Linked DNA regions of Homo sapiens: region 2 is linked to region 1. A link is a loop called in an ENCODE intact Hi-C map of the cell type or tissue named here. Cell type or tissue: chondrocyte. All regions are shown on one strand. Region 1 overlaps GRIN2A (glutamate ionotropic receptor NMDA type subunit 2A). Region 2 overlaps GRIN2A (glutamate ionotropic receptor NMDA type subunit 2A).

Evidence for each region. A loop is a pair of places that touch in the nucleus more often than their neighbours do. Peaks named below come from ENCODE experiments on the same cell type or tissue, not always from the same donor. Only the 100,000 strongest peaks of a DNase experiment are listed, where the experiment ranks them.
Region 2: a loop joins it to region 1, with 3 times the contacts of the local background. A loop is called at or near these places in 3 of 110 quality-filtered maps.

Annotation. Positions count from the first base shown.
Region 1 is chr16:9,846,117-9,854,116 of GRCh38, reverse strand. It overlaps GRIN2A (glutamate ionotropic receptor NMDA type subunit 2A), which reads left to right. Exons shown (of 13, transcript NM_001134407.3): 5 at 4,156-4,361. Among named protein-coding and RNA genes, the nearest start is that of GRIN2A, 330 kb to the left of the region's middle. In chondrocyte, no CTCF peak of the experiment used is centred here; a DNase peak (open chromatin) is centred at 4,249.
Region 2 is chr16:9,781,706-9,789,705 of GRCh38, reverse strand. The region is part of intron 11 of GRIN2A (glutamate ionotropic receptor NMDA type subunit 2A); the gene reads left to right. Among named protein-coding and RNA genes, the nearest start is that of LINC01195, 330 kb to the right of the region's middle. In chondrocyte, no CTCF peak of the experiment used is centred here; no DNase peak of the experiment used is centred here.

The DNA.
Region 1 (8,000 bases):
AAAACTACCCATTAAGTCCCTCCATGTGGCATGCCCTGAGTTAGAAGCTGTGGACATAGAAACCAATCATTACGCATATAAAATTCCTGGTAGACTGGGAAATCATAGTCTCATAAGTAAAACATATACATAAACACATAGATTATTGTAGATTATTGAGGTATAATATTGTGAAGCAAATGATGTTTAGATATTTAAATCAAATTAAGGATTTATGAATAAATTATATAATGGGTTTTTTTGCTGTAATATAGAAGGAGTGAGTGGGAGTATAAATGAAACAAGATTGGTCATGAGTACTAATTATTGAAGCTGGACATTGGGAATACGGAGGTTCATTATATGATTCTACTCTTAAATACATTTGAACATTTCCATAATTAAAAAAAAATTGGAGTAGGCAAAGAAGCTTCCATCTTCAGGCAGGTTATATATGGACATATATCCATGGTGACTTCTATAAATCTTTTTCCATTCTGGCCATTGAACTTGATTGACTCTTAGTCCATTTGGGTTGCTGTAACAGAATACCATAGACTGGGTGGCTTATAAACCACAGAAACTTGTTTCTCATGCTTCTGGAGACTGGGAAGTCCAAATCAAGGTGCCAGCAGATTTAGCGTCTGGTGAGAGCTGCTTCCTGGTTCATAGACAGCAATCTTCTTGTTGCATACTGATATGGTGGAAAAGGCAATGGGTCTCTCTGGGGCCTCTTTCATAAAAGCACTAACCCCATTCATGAGGGCTCCACCTTCATGACCTAATCAGCTCCCAAAGACCCCTCCTCCTAACACCACCACATTAGGGGTTAGGATTTCAACCTATGAATTTTGGAGGGACGCAAATATTCAGTCTGTAGCAAACCCTTAAGGTAAATCCCAACTTCTTAATAGAGCCTACAAGGCTTTGCATTTTCTGGTCTCCACCTATCTGGAGTGCTCTTTCCTTCTCTGCTCCTCCACAATTCCTTCCCACAACTGCCACGATGCAACTCATCCTGAATTTCCAATTTCAGCTTAAGTGTCACCTCCTCAGGGAAGATGTCTCTGATATCTTTTCTCCTATATGCTCTCTTAGACCCATGTTTCATTTCTTCCTCCCAATTTGTATGAACATATGTTTTTGTGTAATCATTTGACTCATGTGTCTTCTCAATTAGCACAAAAATTTCATGCAAGCAAACATTTTATCACTTCCATTACAGTATTCTCAGTGTCTAGCACAGTGCTTGGAACCTAGTAACCACTCAACACATATTTATGGAATGAATGACTCTGCTAAACCTGTCTACAAACACTGGCCTCAGTTATAGTCCCTTGTAAATAGGAATATAGGCAGGGAAAGTGAAGAATGTCTGTTCTCCTTTATCTGGTATATACGATTTAGTAGTTGAGATTTTTGGTGTTTGCAGTGGGGTGCCGAAGGGTCTATCAGATGAGAAAAGAAGGTAAGAGCTCTTGGGACCTAGGGCAGTGTTGACACAGCAGCTTCAGCTCCTGATCGAGTTCTCTCTACCTACCACTCATCTTCAACCTCCTTGGCTGACCCATGGATACTTGGATGTGTCAGGAACAGGGAGTAGAACTTGGAGAAGATTTAGGAAGTTATTGCACTCTGGGGGCTCATAAACCTTTGCAACTTTTCTCTCCATGAGCGAGCGTTGGACTGAAACTTTTGCCTGACTCCCATGGTGTGGGGGTTGTGATGTGGTCAATGACATCACCAAAGATTCTGCTAGTCTTTGCCTTAATTTACATTATCTTGGGACTTTAGGAAACATGTCTGCAAGGAAGGAAGAGTGTTGGAGCTATAACGTGGTTACTGTAGCTCAATTCACAGAAACACTGTACATAGCGAGAAAGCACCTTTGGGTTCAGAAAGCCCCACGTTATAACTCTGGTTCCACCACTTATTGCTGTGTGAGTTTGTGCAAGTCACATAACCTCTCTGTGTTTCAGTTTCCTGAACTACGAAGTTGGAATAATAATGCTTACCATGTAGAGTTTGTAGGAATTAAACTAAGTGGTGATATTGGCACATTTCCTGACTGTACAGGAGTGCTCAAAAGTTATGTCATTGAGGTTATAATATAAAATGCTACGGTGGAGATATGCGCAAAGTTCTATATTACTAGGGAAAGCAGGAATGATTTTACAGGTAAGGTGACAGTTCAGTTATGTTTTAAATGTTAACAACAATAGTAAAATAATAGCAGCCACCATATGTGTTACATGCCATGTCAGGTTTTGTGCTCTATATTTTTGGTACTTTTTGGCTCATTCAAACCTTACTGCAGTCTTCAAGGTCATACCCTGTTGCTCTCTTCATTTTACAAATGGAGAAAGTGAAGCTCAGAGAGGTTGAATGACTTTCCCAAGGCTACTCAGCTAGTGGATGAAGCCAGGATTTACACTTAGTTCTGTTTGACTTCAAAAGCCATTCTCTTACCCACTGAACTACCCACCCTCTCTCGAAGGTTGTGTTTGAGTCTTCCAAGGCAAATGGAAAGAAAAGGGATTGGTATAACATGTTCCAAAAGGAAACACTTGTATATTTCTTTATCTATTTGCATATTTCAGTATTTTTGGTTTGATCTATGTCGTACAACTGACTGACAGTTCCAAGAAGGCAAGAGTCATTCTGTTTTAGCCATCATTATTCCTAGGCTGGCACTGGGACATCGTAGGTCTTCAATAAATCTATGTCGAATGAATGAAGAATTTGATGCGCTCAGCATTCTCCCCAGCCTGTTACATATCATAGCGTGAATAAATGAACATGTGTGTGTGTGTTTAACCAAATTGCTCTACTCGCCATCCTATCTTAAAAAGAAATGTATCAGCAATGCTGGACAATTTTGTAATTAGCCACAGGAAATGTTTCTTTATAGCCAGCAAAAATTTTCCAGCCCATATGATGAGGTAATCTTAGAGAGCACTGATTCTTTTCTCTCCTCCCACCCTGTCACCTCTCCTGGTGTCCGGCATGTTTGAATTCTCTTTAAGGGTTTGAGATTCATTTCTGGTGACACTTAAACATTACAGGAGGAGAGGTGAGTGGGTCTGGTCAACACAGACAAGCCTGGATTTGGCACTTAGCTTTTCACACGAGGTGTTTTCCTCGAGGTTGGTATTACAAATAAAGCGGTGACCTGTGGTGTCAAGCAATGGCGTGTGGGAGCAGGAGGAGAAGGGAGAAAGAGCGGTGCGGGGGCAGCTTCCTCCCAGCGTGTATGTGAATAGCGCCAATAAGCTGTCAAATAAAATTAAGGTTCAAAATATACAGCCTTCAATTTGATTGCACTAAGATGCCGACTGCTGCTCCGAGGGAATACAATCGATTCTATTTTGACAGGTCTTGATGTACGCTAAGCAGTGACAGTCTCCCCTCTGTGCAGGATTAATAAAAGTTCACCTTAATTTGCAACTTAAATAGAACTGTATCTGGGGTCAAAATGATGCTTTTAATTTCCCCACCTGCTCCATCTCTTCTCTGTGTTGTCTCAACCCCCACTCCTCTTCTTTTCACTCTCTAGCTTCATCTTCCTCTCCCTTTTTCTCTTTTCCTTCATCTTAGCACCTTTTTCTTCTTTCTCCTTTTCACTTTCTCTCCTTTATACTTAGAAACAATATGGAGTACCTATGTTGTGCTTTTGCCTTTCATGCATTGCTTTATTGAATTCCCATGGCATCCTTAGGAAGTAGGGGGAATTGTGTTCATTATACAGATGAGAAAACAGAAGATCTTAGGATTAAGAGCTTGCCTAGTACAGCTAGTAAGTGGTACAGTGGGAGAATCAAACCCAGACCTCTCTGATTCTAAAAGTCTATGCTGTTTCCTTGCCATCCGTGGTCCTGAACTCTGGCAGAACATTAGAACCACCTGCGGGGCTGTAAAGGTATCAGTGCCTGGGCACTGCCTCCAGAGATGCAGGTTGATTCCTCTGGGGATGAGGGCGGCTGGGATGGAGAACTGCCCTATATTCTGTTTTCTCTTTATGCCCGTTTGTCTTAGCACAGAAGTAGATGCATATGTTGAGATATGTGGCAGAAAGGCCCTTGAGACGGATGGATGTCTCTGGCAGGGAAAGGATTTGCCTCTCCAGAAATCAGCGGCGGAAGAAAGCACAGCTGTGTCTTTGTGTTTGTGCTGCAGGTGGGCAAGTGGGAGAACCATACGCTGAGCCTGAGGCACGCCGTGTGGCCCAGGTACAAGTCCTTCTCCGACTGTGAGCCGGATGACAACCATCTCAGCATCGTCACCCTGGAGGAGGCCCCATTCGTCATCGTGGAAGACATAGACCCCCTGACCGAGACGTGTGTGAGGAACACCGTGCCATGTCGGAAGTTCGTCAAAATCAAGTGAGTGGCAGGAATGCTGTCACCTGAACGTGCCCAACCCTTTGAAATAGCATGGATCATCGATAGTAACAATATGTGTACTTGAATCACAAAATGTCATAGAAAATACACGTCGTTATAGTAGGTATAATACAATAATCAATTTAAAAAAGACTTAGATAAATTCCTAGAGATGTGCCACACTTGCATTCATTTAATTCCACCAGCAATATGAGGTGAGTAGTTTTGCCCATTGTAAATATGATAAAACCGAGTTATGGGAAGATTATGAAACATGTTCAAAGCCATCTAGCTAGGAAATGGAAGAGGTAGGACTCAAACAGTGGTCCAACTGACTCCACAGACATGTTTTTAACCCTTAGGTTGAATCAATCCTCCCCTTCAGTCTTTCTAGTTTAATTTAATTTATTCATTTATTTATTTTTGAACATACATATTCAAAAAATATCTTTATATTTTTAATATAGAAAACATTTTTGTATATTAAAATAAATATAAAACATATCTTAATATATTAAAATATAAAACATTATATATAAATATATAGAAATTATATATTTTATATATTTAAATATATAAAACAGTATATTTTATATATTTAAATATATAAAACAGTGTATTTTATATATTTAAATATATAAAACAGTATATTTTATATATTTAAATATATAAAACAGTGTATTTTATATATTTAAATATATAAAACAGTGTATTTTATATATTTAAATATATAAAACAGTGTATTTTATATATTTAAATATATAAAACAGTGTATTTTATATATTTAAATATATAAAACAGTGTATTTTATATATTTAAATATATAAAACAGTGTATTTTATATATTTAAATATATAAAACAGTGTATTTTATATATTTAAATATATAAAACAGTGTATTTTATATATTTAAATATATAAAACAGTGTATTTTATATATTTAAATATATAAAACAGTGTATTTTATATATTTAAATATATAAAACAGTGTATTTTATATATTTAAAATATTATAAAACAGTGTATTTTATATATTTAAAATATTATAAAACAGTGTATTTTATATATTTAAAATATTATAAAACATATATTTTATGTATTAAATATATAAAACACCATATGTTTTTATATATTAAAAATATAAAAGATCATATATTTTTATACATTAAAATATGTAAAACATCATATTTTATACATTAAAAATATAAAACATCGTATTTTTATATATTAAAAATACATATGGTTGGACACAGTGATTCACATCTATAATCTCAGCACTTTGGGAGGCCAAGCTGGGCAGATTACTTGAGGTCAGGAGTTGAAGACCAGCCTAGGCAACATGGCTAAACCCTGTCTTTCTTAAAAGTACAAAAATTAGCCAGCTATGGTGGTGGGCGCCTGTGATCCCAGCTACTCAGGAGGCTGAAGCATGAGAATCACTTGAATCTGGGAGGTGGAGGTTGCAATAAGTCGAGATCGAGCCACTACACTCCAGCCTAGGCAACAGAGTGAGACTCTGACTCAAAAATAAATAAATAAATGAAAATAGAAATATATAAACATTATACATTTTTATATATTGAGATATATAAAACATATATTTTTACATATTTTATATATAAACTATTTTTATATATAAACTATATGTTTATAGATAAAATATATAGTTAATGTACAAGTTTATATATAAAATATATATTTATATGTTAAAATATATAAAACATTTTCATATATTAACATATAGAAACCAATATATTTTTATATATTAAAAATATATAAACCATATATTTTCATGTTAAACATATATAACATATATATTTTTATATATATATAAAACATATAAAAATAAGGCCTGTTTTGGTTTGGAGAAAATTTTATCAATGAGGTCACAAATGTCAGCCTCTTTGAAGTTGAAATCCTGAATACATCATGGAATAAATAAATATGCCCCTACTGTTATGTTAGAAATGTATAAAACGTATGTTTTTATATGTTAAAAATGTATAAAACATTATATATTTTTATGTGTTAAAAATATATAAAACATTACATATTTTTGTTAAAAAATATAAAACATATATTTTTATGTGTTAAAAATATATAAAACATATATTTTTATGTGTTAAAAATATATAAAACATTATATATTTTTATGTGTTAAAAATATATAAAACATTAATTTTTTTTATATAATGACAGGGTCTTGCTCTGTCCCCCAGGCTGGAGTGCAGTGGTGTGATCACGGCTCACTGCATTCTTGAACTCCTAGGCTCAAGTGTTCTTCTCACCTCAACCTCCTGAATAGCTGAGACTACAGGCCTGTGCCACCATGTCTGGCTCATGTTTTAATTAATTTTTTTTTTTAGAGACAAGAGTCTTGCTATGTTACTCAGCCTGGTCTCAAGCTCCTGGCCTTAAGTGATCCTCATGCCTTGGCCTCCTGAGTCACTGGGATTATAGATGTGAGCCACTGTGTCCGGCTTCCTTTAGTCTTTTTAAAAATAATTATTTAGTTTCCACTTTTCTGGCTGTCCCTTTCCTTCCCCCCACACATTCTTCTTCCATCTCTTTTATAGATCCCAGATCTATGCTTCTCAAGAAGGTTAAAAACGTCTCTCCATTTGGGAGTGAACACACACCTTGCATGTTACTTTCTGATACAATCCAGGTGCAAATGGAACTTCTGGCAGTTTCTCAGCTCAGCAACAGCCAGCAGGCACTGCATCTGTGTCATTTCTCCTTTTGTTATGATTGAAGAAAGAGCTGGCATTGTCCATTATGAGGTCCCCTTAATCTACAAACCCTCTGGGGACACAGAAACCTCCATGGCCACCTCCAAGGCCCTGATCCTGGTATTTCCTAATGCAAACATAAGCAAAAACACCACCTCACAGGAGACTCACAGAAGAAAAAGGCCTGCTGTTGGAAACTTTATTTGTTTTCTGAGTCTTTTCTGATCTGTTTCTTTTACCTAATTCTTACTCATCCTTTAAGTGTAGCTCCTGCGTCCCCAAGCTGGGTTAGCTCTTCCTACTTCCACAGTACCTGGGTGTATCTCTCTCTACCCTCATCACCTGTCTTTACAGTGTATAGTTTGTCTTCTCCCTGGCTTCTGAGCCACCTACATATAGGGAATGTGACTTATTAATATTTGCACCCTCAGTTACAAGGGCACAGCATGACACACCAATGTTTGTTTCATGACTAGGAAGAGAGATTTTTACTTCCTCGTTTCAAACTCCAGTCTCAGCTATTATCACACAAGATGCAAGTGCCCAGATCTCAGTCCTTGAGATCAGGATTTTAAAGATATAATATGTGATTGCTAAATGTATTGTGAAGGCCTGTTTTGGTTTGGAGAAAATTTTATCAGTGAGGTCACAAATGTCAGCCTCTTTGAAGTTGAAATCCTGAATACATCATGGAATAAATAAATATGCCCCTCCTAAAAAGGCCCTTGCTTTCTCCAGTGTCCCCACTGTGGCTCCCTGGGATGAAGTTTTTTTTTGATAAGCAGTCCCCCAGCCTCCACTCTCCTGGAGATGAGGAAGAGGTGGGGCCCACCAAGGAAGGGCAAGTGTACATCCCATGATTCATGATTCATAATTCATCATGATTCATAATTGTGTGAAACAGACCA
Region 2 (8,000 bases), 64 kb after region 1:
GCCAGACCCTTTGCCAAACTGGATCGAGCTCCTACTGTGTTCTTTGCTAAACTTGCTGCTGCAGTCCTAAGAATTTAAACACTCAAAAGCGTCCTCCTTAATTTATTTATGTGTTTGTGTGTGTGTGTGTGTGTGTGTGTGTGTGTGTGTGTATGTATGTTTCATATATCTTATCAACCAAGGTTTGTTTTCCAAATTCTCTAAACTCAGACAGGAATTCAGGCGTTCCCACATAATAGTCAGCAACATAAGTCAGAACTCATGGTTCTTCCATGTCCACCAGATCTAGGGAGGGTTCTGGAATATGGGATTCAGTCTCTTTAATCAAGAACCTGGGAGAGAGGGACTGTACCTTCAGGGGCCCAGAAATTAGTACCATGAGGCTGAAATCTGTTCTTTAGTCTGCTGGTTTATGATGAAGAGGGCGACCAAGAAAAAATAGTATTTCCCTTAGCATTTATCAAAACCCATGACCCAAATCCCGGTTACTGCCTGGTTTTGAAAATGAAGTTTTATTGAAACCCAATCACATGTAAAGCCTAGTCATTGCAACAGAAACCATAAGGCCTGCAAAGGCCAGTATGTTTATTATCTGGCCTTTTACAGAACAAGTTTGATGGCACCTAGTCTAGACTGTCTGGAGACAGATAAGAAGGGCAGAGAAGGCTGGGTGCAGTGGCTCACACCTGTAATCCCAGCACTTTGAGAGGCCGAGGAGGGTGGATCACGAGGTCAGGAGTTCGAGACCAGCCTGGCCAATATGGTGAAACCCCTTCTCTACTAAAAAATACAAAAATTAGCCAGGTGTGGTGGTGGGTGCCTGTAGTCCCAGCTACTCAGGAGGCTGAGGCAGGAGAATTACTTGAACCCAGGAGGCGGAGTTTGCAGTGAGTCGAGTTCGCGCCACTGCACTCTAGCCTGGGCAACAAAATGAGACTCTGTCTCAGAAAAAAAAAAAAAAAAAAGAAGACTTAAAGTTGGTTGTCCAGTTCTCCTAAGAGAAGGGAGAAGATGAAGATGAGAACAAGAAGAAAGAAAGACAAATAGTGTGGGGAAGGAAAAAGGGATAGAGATATATGAGGGAGAAATTAGAGGGGGAAAAAAGGAGAAGGAGGTGGTAATAATAAAGGATAAAGAAGAGAAAAGAAGGCCAGGCATGATGGCTCATGCCTGTAATCCCGGCACTTTAGGAGGCCAAGGTAGGTGAATCACTCGAGGTTAGGAGTTTGAGACCAGCCTGGCCAACATGGCAAAACCCCATTTCTACTAAAAATACACAAATCAGCCAGGCATGGTGGTAGGTACCTATAATCCCAGCTACTCTGGAGGCTGAGGCAGGAGAATCACTTGAACCCAGGAGGTGGAGGTGGCAGTGAGCTGAGATCCACACCACTGCACTCCAGCCTGGGCAACAGAGCAAGACTCCATCCCAAAAAAAAAGAAAAAAAATAGAGTCAAAAAGTAAGGAGAGAGAAGAGAAAGGAAGAGAGAGAAAAAAGGGAGGAGTAAAGGGAGAGAGAGGCAAAGAAAGAAGGAGTGGGAGAGGTAAGAAATGTTTGCTAAGTGATAGTTCAGGCAATGTTTAGCCTGTGCATCCACAGAGCAGGCTAGTTTTATTAAACTGAGAATTAGCCATGCTGCAGATGAAATTGAAGATGTCTCAGAGCCATCCGTGCTTCTCCTCGGCTCCGGTGTGTTGGTACAAGGCACAGACCACCAGATGACTCACTCCTGCCTTGGAGATGTCTAATCTGTCTTTCGATGGCTTCCCTGCCAGCAATTCTTCCTGACATAGGTCCCTGTGTCCTCAGATGACTCAGCAACACCCATTACAACCAGCAGCCTCAGCCCAATTAAAGAGATAAATGCAAAGTAAAAATAGAGGGGAGAGGAACTGCAGAGCATCTGAAAACCTCGTTTGAGAGGATGGGACAGTTTTCCATTTCTCCACATGGAAGTAGTTCAACAGCTACCATGATTGTTATAGATATTTGTCATAATAAGTAACACGAGAAGGATAACTACATGTCACAAAATCATCTCAGTCCTTGTATGTATTTATCCATGAAGAGAGCCAAACTCTGTAAAATATTCGAAGAAATCTATTCTGAGCCAAATGTGAGGGCCATGACCCAGGACACAGCCCCCCAGGAGGTCCTGAGAACAAGAACATGTGCCCAAGGTGGTTGGGCTACAGCCTGGTTTTACATGTTTTAGGGAGACAAAAGACATCAATCAATACCTGTGAGGCATGCATTGGTGCAGTCTGATAGGGCGGGATAACCCGAAGTGGGGTAGAGGGTGGGGCACAAGTAAAAGGTAGAGTCAAAGTCCAAAGATTTTCTGATTTGCAATTGGTTGAAAGAGTTAAATTATTATAGAAATGCCTGGAATCAAGAGAAAGGACTTTCTGGGTTAAGAGAAGGAGTTGTGGAGACTAGGGTTCTTATGTGCATGAAGCCTCAGTGTTTCTATTCAGACCTCTAAAAGATGCTGGATTCTCAGATAGTCTCTTCAAGATTGGGAGGGCCTGGAATGGGGAAAGATCTTGTTATGTTAATAGAGAATATATATATAAGATGCATTTTTCCCCAACAAGAATGGCTTTGCAGGCCATTTAAAAATACGGCAAAGAAACATATTTGGAGGTAAAATATTTTGACTTCCTCCTTTATCTGTCATGTGATGTTCTGCCAAAGTTGGAAACTAAGCCATGTTATATAGCATGGAATAAAACCCCTCTGACAAGACTTTATTGTCTGTAGGATGTGACTCTTCAGGTCCCTTAGATAGGGCTTTGGGCAAGAGAAGAAAATGGTCGGAGTTTGGTCCTTATATTAATTTCATTTGCCCCTCACAATGACTAAATGGCATGGAGTTATAATTATTCATTCCTATTTACATATGAGGAAACTGAGTCACAGGTCAGTTAAGTAAGGTGTCCAGGATTATCCAGCTAAGTGGGAGATCTGAGATTGGTACAATTGGTACCTATGCAGGAGGGCGCCAGGATCTTTGCTTTAATCTTTACATGATGTTACTTCTTTAGCTGCTATAAACCCTCATAGACATCTTGGAAGACAGGTGGTTTTCTCATCTGGAAAGGGGCAAGGCTGTGATTTAAACACAGGTAGGTCACACCCCAGAGTCAGTGCTCCTTCCTCTTTTACTAATGAAACAGCATCATTACCCTGCAGAAGGTACTGGGCAAAATCACTTTGCGACAGAAGTTTAGGGTGGGAGAGAAAATGACCTACACTTTTTTTCCATTGTTCATGGTGAAGGAGACTCGTCCATGCCTCAGGCCCCAGCACCGTGGGAGCAGGCCCAGCCTAATTTTTGAGATCATTCAACCCTGCCAGTTTGGGGAAAACTAAGGACCCAGAAGCAGGAGATGAGAAGGAATGAAACAAGGACAGAATGTAATTAAGAGAAGTCAGATGTTTGGCCTCGATACAGGCTTGCAAAGCAGCCTCTCCAGGTTCACAAAGACCTGTCTTGGTTGCTGGAATTGCTTGTTCCCCACAGAGCTTCTTGGAGCTGCATAATCTCCAGAATTTCAGAAAGTTATTGTTCCTTGCTAAACGTGTTTTAATCAAATTGAGACTTCAAAGGCAGAAATCACAGTTGGGGATGAGCTGGGCTAGTCTGTAAATTACTAACTTTCTAATCAAGTTAGGAAGAACTGGGTGCCATTGACAACCCCCTTCCCATGTATTCACCCATTTGTTCATTCATTCATTCTCCCTTCTAGTCATCGATTCAACAAAGAACAACTGAGCAGCTTTTAAACTCCAGGTGGTGGGATATAAAAATGATTAAACACTCCTGCTCTATTGCCCTTGCCTATGGAGATGCTTTTGACATTTTGCATCCAATAGAATCACTTGGCAAGAAAATACAGACACCTAATTTTCACCTCCTGTGGGGCATTTCTACATCCTTTCTGGGTGATTCTAATACACATTAAGGGTTTTTTTTATTGAAACTTATACTTTTTATCTAGTGTTCTAAATTGAATCTCCATGTACATAATTTTATAATATTTTATAACTTTTAAGTGAAAATTCTTAAAGCAGGCATTTGCTCCCTTTACATTATATATATATATATTTAATTATACTTTAAGTTTTAGGGTACACGTGCACAACGTGCAGGTTTATTACATATGTGTACATGTGCCATGTTGGTGTGCTGTACCCATTAACTCGTCATTTAACATTAGGTATATCTCCTAATGCTATCCCTCCCCCCTCCCCCCACCCCACAACAGTCCCCAGAGTGTGATGTTCCCCTTCCTGTGTCCATGTGATCTCATTGTTCAATTCCCACCTATGAGTAAGAACATGTGGTGTTTGGTTTTTTGTCCTTGCGATAGTTTGCTGAGAATGATGGTTTCCAGCTTCATCCATGTCCCTACAAAGGATATGAATTCATCATTTTTTATGGCTGCATAGTATTCCATGTTGTATATGTGCCACATTTTCTTAATCCAGTCTATCATTGTTGGACATTTAGGTTGGTTCCAAGTCTTTGCTATTGTGAATAGTGCTGCAATAAACACACGTGTGCATGTGTCTTTATGGCAGCATGATTTATAATCCTTTGGGTATATACCCAGTAATGGGATGGCTGGCTCAAATGGTATTTCTAGTTCTAGATCCCTGAGGAATCGCCACACTGACTTCCACAATGGTTGAACTAGTTTACAGTCCCACCAACAGTGTAAGTGTTCCTATTTCTCCACATCCTCTGCAGCACCTGTTGTTTCCTGACTTTTTAATGATTGCCATTCTAACTGGTGTGAGATGGTATCTCATTGTGGTTTTGATTTGCATTTCTCTGATGGCCAGTGATGATGAGCATTTTTTCATGTATCTTTTGACTGCATAAATGTCTTCTTTTGAGAAGTGTCTGTTCATATGCTTCACCCACTTTTTGATGGGGTTGTTTGTTTTTTTCTTGTAAATTTGTTTGAGTTCATTGTAGATTCTGGATATTAGCCCTTTGTCAGATGAGTAGATTGCAAAAATTTTCTCCCATTCTGTAGGTTGCCCGTTCACTCTGATGGTAGTTTCTTTTGCTGTGCAGAAGCTCTTTAGTTTAATTAGATCCCATTTGTCAATTTTGGCTTTTGTTGCCATTGCTTTTGGTGTTTTAGACATGAAGTCCTTGCCCATGCCTATGTCCTGAGTGGTATTGCCTAGGTTTTCTTCTAGGGTTTTTATGGTTTTAGGTTTTTTGTTTGTTTGTTTTTTTTTTTTGGTTGTTGTTGTTGTTAGAGTTTTGCTCTTGTAGCCCAGGCTGGAATGCAGTGGTGAGATCTCGGCTTACTGTAACCTCTGCTTCCTGGGTTCAAGCAATTTTCCTGCCTTAGCCTCCCGAGTAGCTGGGATTACAGGCACCCACCACCACGCCTGGCTAATTTTTGTATTTGTAGTAGAGACTGGGTTTTGCCATGTTGGCCAGGCTGGTCTTGAACTCCTGACCTCAGGTGATCCACCCACCTCGGCTTCCCAAAGTGCTGGGATTAGAGCTGTGAGCCACCACACCCAGCCATATAATTCTTTTTAAAAAACTTTTGTTGGAAGTTCATGGGTACATGTACGGGTTTGCTATATAGGTAAACTTGTGTCATGGGGGTTTGTTGTACAGATTATTTCATCACCCAGGTATTAAGCCCAGTACCCATTATTTGTTTTTCCTGATCCTCTCCCTCCTCCTATCCTCCACCCTCCATTAGGCCCCAGTGTGTGTTGCTCCCTTCTATATGTCTATGTGTTCTCATCCTTTAGCTCTCCCTTGAAAGTGAGAACATGGGGTATTTGGTTTTCTGTTCCTTTGTTAGTTTACTGAGAATAATGGTCTTCAGCTCCATCCATAAGGTTTAAGAATCACTCTTTAAAGTAACAATATTTACCATTTAGAAACATTTTATCCTGTGATTGGCAGACGTTGAGTACACATATCAGTTGCCATCCAATCACTCAGTTGGGGTCCATGATATTGAATCTTTGCCCTGAGTTTTATTCATTCTCTTTCTCTCAGGGCTTCTAATTGGGTTTACACAGAGCCCTTGGTGATTGTGAAAACTAGAGGCATAAATGGTTTGGCACTTCTAAGCGTTAGTCCACATGCCAACCACAATAAAGAACATAGGAGATATGAGGGTAGGCTATGAATGGAAGACGTAGTCAGATAAGCTTTAATGTTAAGCTTCCTCATCCAGGAAGGATCGAAATAGACATGAAAGCCTTTATTGCTTCCAAAGATTTCATTTTCATTTATTGACTATAATAACAGTGTTAAAAATAAAGCAGGCAAAACTGAAAACCCCACATTTGGGTAAAGACTGAGCCAGCACTTCTATCGATTAAATCGGATCTGGAACTAGATTTGGACGCAATGGCTATCCTGATTCCTTATACGTGTAGACGGGGTCTCATGTGAAACCACGGGGAAAGTGCAGCTAAAGACCGTTGATTGAGTCTAATTTTTTATGTGGATTTCATTATTGCTCCCACGTATGTGGGTGACTTTTGCATGTACATAAACCTCATGTATACACAAAGATAATACACTGATGATATAGACATCAGAAGGGGGTGATCATTAATAACCATTCTGATGCCCCAACAACTAAGTCACTTACTCTCCTATGACCCAAAAACTGTCTAGGGCAAACCATTTATTCAGAAATGCAACGTTTTCAAATAAGAGATATGTCAGTTCTAAGCATAGATTAGCAATAAAGGACTTAACTGCTTCTCCATTGGCCTGTGACCAGATGATACCATAAAAATTAGACTTGTTTATTTCCCTCCTAATTTTAACTAGAGACATATTTGGAATAATAATGGAACAGTACTTATTAAGAAACAGATAATATCCATAAATATCCTGGAGAGCCACTGAGTCTTCCTCAGTGGTAAAACTCCAGGGGATTTAATCTGCGTAAATTTGCAGTGAATTCCCTAATGGGCCTGTTGAGATTCAGAATCTTAGTGTCTGTTATCAATCCAACACCAGGATTAGTACAAGGTCAGCATGCCAGGCCCATGCCTGACAAGCAGTGAATTGCTCAAACCAGAGAAAGTCAAATGTCAAGAGAACCATCAAAGTGGAAATAAGATATAATGAATGGCTTGTTGGTAAGTCAAACATTGATGTCACATAGGCTCGTGCAAAATTTATGGCATGGATAAACAGTGGCCCCAAATCCCTCTCAGTCTATATTTTTTAAACACTTTAATTTGGAAAGGCAATATATTATATATACAGTTGTCCCTCAGTATTGTGGAGGATTGGTTTGAGGGTCTCCTACAGACACCAAAATCTGTGGATGCTCAAGTTCCTGATATAAAATGGTGTAGCATTTGAATATAATCTATGCACATCTTATACTTTAAATCATCTCTAGTTTACTTATAATACCTAATGCAATATAAATGCGATCTAAATAGTTGTTACACCGTATGGTTTAGGAAACAATGACAAGAAAAAAAAGTCTGTATATGTTTAGTGCAGACACCATTTTCTCCCCAAAATATTTTCAATCTGTGATCATTTGAATTCACAAATACAGAAAGGGCTGACTGTACATATAATCACCCCAATCTACTACTTTAACATAATTGTTTTTAATTTATGTATTATCTCCTGATCCCTGTTACTTGCAGACACATTTCTTTAATTATAATTATTGGTTATATATACTTTTATAGTCCATGATTTTTCACTTATTATTACATTTTAAGCATTCTTATGTAACTATACTATCTGCTTTCACAATTATTTTAATTTTTTGCATAAAATGTCATCATCTTTATTAAACCAGAAACCATTACATTATTTTCCAAATGCTACACATTTTGATATTTGGCTAGTATAGATAACGATGGAAGAAATTTCTTCATGCCTATTTCTTTTTTCTTTTGAACTATTTGCAACAAACTCTTAGATGTAGAATTTAAAGGTTACTGGTTCTAAAGATCTCTAGG